Linked DNA regions of Homo sapiens: all the other regions are linked to region 2. Evidence: read pairs that join two places in POLR2A ChIA-PET (ENCODE). Cell type or tissue: CD4-positive, alpha-beta T cell. All regions are shown on one strand. Region 1 overlaps RBM25 (RNA binding motif protein 25). Region 2 overlaps HEATR4 (HEAT repeat containing 4). Region 3 has its middle 12 kb from the start of MIDEAS.

Region 1 (2,500 bases), 440 kb after region 2:
AGCAAAGCTTTTCAGAAGTATGAAAATACTCAATTGTTTGGAAATCTCCAAAAAAGAGTTGATCTTTTTCTGACATTGCCACTTTTGTTGTTTTACCATTTTCAATGATTAAAGAGCAACACTCCTGTGCCTGCCTATAGTCACAGCTACGCAGGAGGATCACTTGAGCCCTGGAGTTCTGGGCTGCAGCACGCTACTGATCAGGTGTTCATGCTAAGTCCATTCAGCATTAATATGGTGACCTCCTGGGATGAGAGAGAACCACCAGGTTGCCAACAGAGAAGGGCAAAACTCCCAAACTGATCAATAGTGGGATTACGCCTGTGAATAGCCACTGCACTCCAGCCTGAGCAACACAGGAAGAATTCATCTTTTTAAAAACAAAAACAAGGCTGGGCACAGTGGCTCATACCTGTAATCCCAGCACTTTGGGAGGACGAGGCAGGTGGATCCTTTGAGCCTGAGTTCCAGACCCGCCTGGGCAACATGGTGAAACCCCATCTCTACCAAAAATACAAAAAAATAGCCAGGCATGGTGGCGTGCACCTGTGGTCCCAGCTACTTGGGAGGCTGGGGTGGGAGGATTGCTTAAGCCTGAAATGCGGAAGTTGCAGTGAGCCAAGATCGCAGCACTGCCCTCCACCTGGGTGAAAGAGACCCCATCTCAAAAACCAAATAAAACAAAAAAGCAGCGCTATCTACTACTATCTATACAGAAAAATGAGGGCTTGCCTGAAACTGGGGTGGAACAGGGTGACTTGCAAACAGACAGAAGGAATCCTTTTGGGGTAATGGATGCATAACTTTGTATATTTACCAAAAATCATTGAATTGTGCACTTACAGGTGAATTTTCTATGTCAATATAGTTCATATAGCTGCCATTTTAAAAAAGGCATATTGGCCAAGTGCGGTGGCTCACGCAATCCCAACACTTTGGGAGGCCAAGGCGGGTGGATCACCTGAGGTCAGAAGTTCCAAGACCAGCCTGGACAACATGGTCAAACCCCGTCTCTACTAAAAATACAAAAATTAGCCAGGCATGGTGGCAGGCACCTATAATTCCAGCTTCTATGGAGGATGAGGCAAGAGAATTGCTTGAACCCGGGAGGCGGAGGTTACAGTGAGGTGAGATCGCGCCACTACACTCCAGCCTGGGTGACAGAGCGAGACTCCATCTCCAAAAAGGAAAAAAAAAAAAAAGTACACCAACTCAGAAAAATCGGCAAAATCTATTTAAGAACTGTAGATTAGGTATTTTATCAGTGTTAGTTTCCTGATTTTGATTGTCGTACTGTTGTTAGGTAAGACTAGTCCTAATTTTTAGAAAATACACTTAAGTATTTATGGGTTAAGGGGCATCACATCTGCAACTTACTAGCAAAACATTTCAGAAGAAACCTATGAAGAGAAGGATAAAGCAAATTGGCAAAATGTTAACATTTGAGGAATCTGGTGAAAGATAGCTGAGATTTCTTTTGTACTATTCTTGCAACTTTTTTTGTAAATCTGAAATTATGTCTAAATAAAAAGTTAAAAGCCAATACCAATAATTCTGGGTAGTGGAATTTTGTTCTTCTAGTTTCAGCAACTTTCAATTTTCAAAAAAAGGTAGAAAAGCTATTTAAGAAGAATCAAAAATCCCCTTTTGTGAATGGCAGTGATAGTGTTTGAAAAGTCAATCAAGAGATCTCTAAAATACAGACTGTTTTAGCAAGATGTTAAGATTGATAAATGATTCCTTTGCTTCCAAAGCTATAAAATAATGTAAATTTTCACTAAATCATGTGTAAATAAGAAAAGTAAACTGCTAATTTGTCTGTGGACAAAAACATAACTTGAAAATTCCAAATTCCTGTTAGGTCTGAAGTAGTTACCCAATGTTAACATGGACTAGTTTTACTTTAAAAATACATTCAGAAGGCCGGGCACGGTGGCTCACGCCTGTAATCCCAGCGCTTTGGGGCCTAGGCGGGCGGATCACGAGGTCAGGAAATCGAGACCATTCTGGCCAACATAGTGAAACCTCGCCTCTATTAAAACTACAAAAATTAGCCGGGCGTGGTGGCGCGCGCCTGTAGTCCCAGCTACTCAGGAGGCTGAGGCAGGCGAATCGCTTGAACCTGGGAGGCGGAGGTTGCAGTGGCCAAGATCGCGCCACCGCACTCCAGCCTGGGCAACACAGCAAGACTCCGTCTTAAAAAAAACAACAACACAAAACAAAAAAAAAAATTACAGAGTCAGGGTTGGACTCTTACATTTCATTGAAAATCCTTAAATAACAAATTATGTCAATATAGATTTAAATGCTTATGTGTGTTACCTGGATACTGCACGAAGGATTTTACATACGTTTTTCTCAATCCCCAACCCCAATAACGTATAGATACTACTATAAATTCATTTTACAGAGGAACAAAAACCAAAGCTTAAAAGAAAAAAGAAAAAGAAAAACCAAGGCTTTAAGTTAAATGAATTAGAATACTATAAGATTCACTTGA
Region 2 (2,500 bases):
TGAAAGTAAAAAGACATGCAGAGCTAGCAGGGGTTGAGGTAAAGATGATGAGGACTTCATGGCAGATTGCTGGAGCTAAGAAAGGCAGTATGTCTATGAGTCTTTTCACTCATTCAGTAAGCATGCAGTTTCTGACCACATCCGACGCACTAGGCACTATGCTACCCCTGGGGGTGCAGGGATAAGTCTTCCGTTAGTAAATGTTACAAATAGCTAGAACAGAAGCAGCTATAAGGTGTTGTGGGGATTTCCTGTGCTTACAAGGGGCAAAGAAGACTTCACTAAGGAGATGTTTTTATTTTATTTTTTAAAATTTTTAATAAAAGAGATAGGAAGGAGATGCTTTTGAGGTAAATCCTAAAGGAAGACTACAAAGACATCAAGTACCAGGTAGGAGTAGAGAAGGGAGATACTTCTAGCAGGAAGAACAGCGTGGGCACATTTACACATCATCGTGTAGTAATCTTTGCCCATTCCTCTCTGAGAGAAGTGCACTTATAGAGTGACCAACTGTTCTGGTTTGTCCAGGCCATGGGACTTTCAGGACCAAAACCAGGAGAGTCCCAGGCAAACTGCAATGAGCTAGTCACTTCATCAAGTATCACTTTCAAATTTTAAGTCTCCCAGGTACAAGTTATGTTGGCACTGATACTACATAGTTTAAAGGATGAGCTTGGGAGAGTTGGGTTTGAGTCCTGGTTCCAGCACTCACCAGGTTAACCTTGGACAAGCTGATCAAAGCCTCCATTCTATCATCTGTAAATGGTAGTAATATCTGCCCCACTGGATTCTTTGGGAGAGTAAGCGATGGGAAAAAACACTCAGGACAATCCTCATTAGTACAGTGATGAGTAAAAAAAGAAGAAAAAACAGCACAACGCCAAGCACAAAATTAACATTCATTAAGTGATGATACCTAATGATCATACCTATTTATAGGATATGAAACATAAGTTGATCCAGCTGATGTGGAATGACTGGAATAAGGAAGTGAGGAGAGCAGCTGCACAGGCGCTTGGGCAAATGAGCCTCGGGAAAGAGGTGCACGACATAATCAGGTAAGACCCAGTCAACATGAGGAGACACTCTTCTAAATTCTTAGAAGTGTTTAGGAGGCAGGCTGGGCAAGGTGGCTCCCAACACTTTGGGAAGACGGGGTGGGCGGATCACGAGGTCAGGAGATCGAGACCATCCTGGCTAACACAGTAAAACCCTGTCTTTACTAAAAATACAAAAAATTAGCCAGGCGTGGTGGCACATGCCTGTCATCCCAGCTACTCGGGAGGCTGAGACAGGAGAATCGCTTGAACCTGGGAGGCGGAGGTTGCAGTGAGCAGAGATCGCGCCACTGCACTCCAGCCTGGCAACAGAGCAAGACTCCGTCTCAAAAAAAAAAAGTGCTTAGGAGGCCTGGGATCCAGCCACCCAGCATTTGTTGAGCTCCTCTGTACGGACCCTGGACCAGGTCCCACTGTAAAAAATTAACAGTCCCTACAAACTAACAATGTGGCTAGGGAAAGAAGCATTGAGTGCCCAGTAGGTGTGAGGCAATGGTTTCGGTGCTGGAGGGTGTTCAAAAGTATGACGCAATTCTGATGACCACATGCAAAATATACAAACACCTAATTAAAAATACCAAATCATTAAAAACTAGAACAAATGGCATATACCATAACTGCTGGAGCAGAAAAATGGAATACTCAGCGTGGCTAGAGGAGTAAGGCCAAGTTTCACAGAGGGTGGATAAGACTGCACAGGAGGCCCAGCCCAGTGGCACACGCCTGTAATCCCAATACTTTGAGACTCTGAAGCAGGAGGATCAATTGAGCCCAGGAGTTCGAGACCAGCCTGGGCAACATAGCAAGACCTTGCCTCTACTAAAAATTAAAAAAAAAAAAAAAAAAAATTGGCCGGGCGCAGTGGCTCACTCCTGTAATCCCAGCACTTTGGGAGGCCGAGGCGGGTGGATCACAAGGTCAGGAGATCGAGACCATCCTGACTAACATGGTGAAACCCTGTCTCTACTAAAAATACAAAAGGGCGTGGTGGCGGGCGCCTGTAGTCCCAGCTATTCGGGAGGCTGAGGCAGGAGAATGGCGTGAACCTGGGAGTTGGAGCTTGCAGTGAGCGGAGATCACGCCACTGTACTCCAGCCTGGGCGACAGAGTGAGACTCCGTCTCAAAAATAATAATAATAAAATAAAATAAAAAGTTAGCCAGTGTGGTGGTGTATGCCTGTAGTCCCAGCTACTTGGGAGGCTGAGGCAAGAGGACTGCCTGGGTCCAGGAAGTCCAAAGCTGTCATGAGCCATCATCATGCCACTGCATTCCAGCCTGGGCAACAGAGAAAGACCCTATCTCAAAAAAAAAAAAAAAAAAAAAAGAGAGAGAGACTGCATAGGAGCCGCAGAGTGGGTAAGTGCCTATAATCCCAGCTACTCAGGCTGAGGCAGGAGAATCACTTGAGGTCAGGAGTTCAAGACCAGCCTGGGCAACATAG
Region 3 (2,500 bases), 270 kb before region 2:
CCTCTACCTTCCTACCCACACCTCTCTGTCCTCCTTCGTCATCTCTCCCTGGAAAATCAATTGTATTACCTCCAACATCCACCAGTCATAGGGTACGTATTCCGAATAGCAGGGACGCTGAGGAGCTGGGAAAAGTGCATTATAAGAGTAGATCCTGATTGGTAGGATTGACAGGTGTTGCTAGGAAAACTACTTTGGAAAATAGATAATCCGGGTAACTCACAAAGAACAAATATACATTAAAAATGTATGAGAAGCCAGGCGTGGTGGCTTACATCTGTAATCCCAGCACTTTGGGAGGCCGAGGTGGGCGGATCATCTGAGGTCAGGAGTTTGAGACCAGCCTGGCCAACATGGAGAAACCCCATCTCTACTAAAATTACAAAATTAGCTGGGTGTGGTGGTGCGCGCCTGTAACCCTAGCTACTCGGGAGGCTGAGGCAGGAGAATCACTTGAACTGGGGGGTGGAGGTTGCAGTGAGCCGAGATGGCACCACTGCACTCCAGCCTGGGCGACAGAGCGAGACTCTGTCTCGAAAACAACAACAACAACAAAATACACACACACACACACACACACACACACACACACACACACTAGAACTTGAAGCTGTAAGAAAATGTTAATTTCCTTTGATCTATTAGTATTGCTCTTGAGAATTTAAGAATAAAGAATTTATTAATTCTAAAAAGGAAAAGAGCTCTAAGTACAAAGATATCTATTTATTATTTTTTTAATCTCATACCTTCCTGCACACCAAAGATATTTATAGCAACATTGCTTAAAATAGAAAAGAAAAAAAAACAAAACCAAAACTGTAAACAGCCTCAGTGTTTCATGTGGCTGTATAATTCATGATACCTAGAGTCAGTGAGTATTGTGTCACTGTTATCTTAATATGAAGATAATGTTGTTTCTTGGGAAAATGTTGATGAATTTAGATGAAAAAAGTAAAACACAGAATTGCATAAGTGCATAAAAACTGATTACACTGCCCATAGTAAAAATTGGCATAATGCCAATAACTGGATTTGGGCAAAGAGGTTATGGGTAGAGCATGTGTGTGTGTTTGAAATTGCTTTAATAATTTATATAACATCTTTTTTTTATTTATAAGACAAGGCCTTAACTTCAAAGACTTTGGATTTGGGTGGGAAGGAGGCCAGGGGGAGGGACTCCCATCTGTTACTACCAGGAAAACCAAACAGCTCTGTCTTTATCAGCTACCGGCACTGCATGCAGGGGCTGGAGGATTCAGATGGGCCTGACTTCATAGACTGGCTGAGTAACTCGGGTTCACAGCGTGGACTCTGCCTCCAGCCCCCAGCTGGCTCAGGGCCCCAGACGATTTTCACACCTGCGTTTTCATGGAACCAGCCCAGTGAGCACGTGAGGCTTTGAGCCACCCGCCCACTCACCTCTGGGCTGCCTCTTACTTCAGGCCCCTGCCACAGCAGGAGGAAGCTGAGTCTTTCTTCTGCAGTTCCAACTGGCAGCAGGGAGGGTGTGCTTTGCTAATTGACCTCCTGCAGCCTTTTCTAACCCAGGTGGGGCCCTAGTGAGGTAGCGTCTTGCTCACTTACATTGTTGCACATATTAATTGAAGTGTTGAATTTAGTTGCTCTTTAATGCTAGCCACATCCATCCAGTTCACATCTGACCTAGCAGGCAGGGCCGTCTGACCCCACGTCTTGCCGTGAGATCTGCTGGGACGCGCAGCTGCAGGTTTGGGTGTGGCGCTGAGCAGCTGACTGTCTTCTGAGCACCTTCTCATATCTCTGTGGCATCTCAGAATCTCTGGACATCTGGTGAATGGCCTTCTCACCCACCACTCCCCTCGTGTGTAGTAGCCTTTTCTTCTGAGTGGAGAGCCTTATTTTCTTAACACGTGGAGTGTCTATTTGGAGGGTCCATGATCATCCCGTTGCTGTGACCAGCCCAGGAATGTGACCAGGGCAGGACAGGGAGACTCCTTGGTGTTGTGCAGAGTCCCCAGGTGGGTGGCAGCTGGAGAGCCCCCGGCGTACCTTGAGTTCGCAGGTTGGAGCCTGCTGAAGCTCTGCCCGACAGAATGCGTGTGGAGGGAGGCCCAGACCCAGCTGGGGCCCTGGTTATCTCCAGTGTATATTTGCTAAAACCAAATTTCAGAACTGTCAAAGACTGGAGTTTGTTCTTCTGTGATCAGATTGAAGTAGGACCTTGTGGCTGGAGGTGTGCCAGGGTCAGAGAGAAAATGGAGAGTATGGGCTCAGGGCACGCCTGGATGCTCATTAGGGGTACTCAGGCCAGCTTCATGTGTTCCATGGCAAGTGATGGCTGTGTGTGTGTGTGTTTGGAGGTGGGGCTGGTGACTGTCTCTGTGCTTTTCTAGAATATCGTGTTTATTCCTAGATGCCCCAACCTCATCTTCACGCCCTACAGTGGCATTGAGCCTGGTTCTGATCATTGCTGGTCATGTGAATATTAAGTGCCATAGTGTCTAAGGAACAAGCTGCCTTC

Evidence for each region. Peaks named below come from ENCODE experiments on the same cell type or tissue, not always from the same donor. Only the 100,000 strongest peaks of a DNase experiment are listed, where the experiment ranks them.
Region 1: POLR2A ChIA-PET joins it to region 2 with 5 read pairs; 9 of 35 experiments call an interaction of 5 or more read pairs at or near these places.
Region 3: POLR2A ChIA-PET joins it to region 2 with 5 read pairs; 3 of 35 experiments call an interaction of 5 or more read pairs at or near these places.

The regions. Positions count from the first base shown.
Region 1 is chr14:73,059,756-73,062,255 of GRCh38, reverse strand. All of the region lies in intron 1 of RBM25 (RNA binding motif protein 25), which reads right to left. Among named protein-coding and RNA genes, the nearest start is that of RBM25-AS1, 1.6 kb to the right of the region's middle. In CD4-positive, alpha-beta T cell, no CTCF peak of the experiment used is centred here; no DNase peak of the experiment used is centred here; H3K4me3 peaks cover 528 bases; H3K27ac peaks cover 55 bases.
Region 2 is chr14:73,501,453-73,503,952 of GRCh38, reverse strand. It overlaps HEATR4 (HEAT repeat containing 4), which reads left to right. Exons shown (of 18, transcript NM_001220484.1): 11 at 940-1,058. It also overlaps a transcript of ACOT1 not described here. Among named protein-coding and RNA genes, the nearest start is that of RIOX1, 12 kb to the right of the region's middle. In CD4-positive, alpha-beta T cell, no CTCF peak of the experiment used is centred here; no DNase peak of the experiment used is centred here.
Region 3 is chr14:73,770,893-73,773,392 of GRCh38, reverse strand. It overlaps a transcript of MIDEAS not described here. Among named protein-coding and RNA genes, the nearest start is that of MIDEAS, 12 kb to the right of the region's middle. RefSeq lists enhancers at 1,634-1,693, 1,814-1,883. In CD4-positive, alpha-beta T cell, no CTCF peak of the experiment used is centred here; a DNase peak (open chromatin) is centred at 1,422; H3K27ac peaks cover 1,508 bases.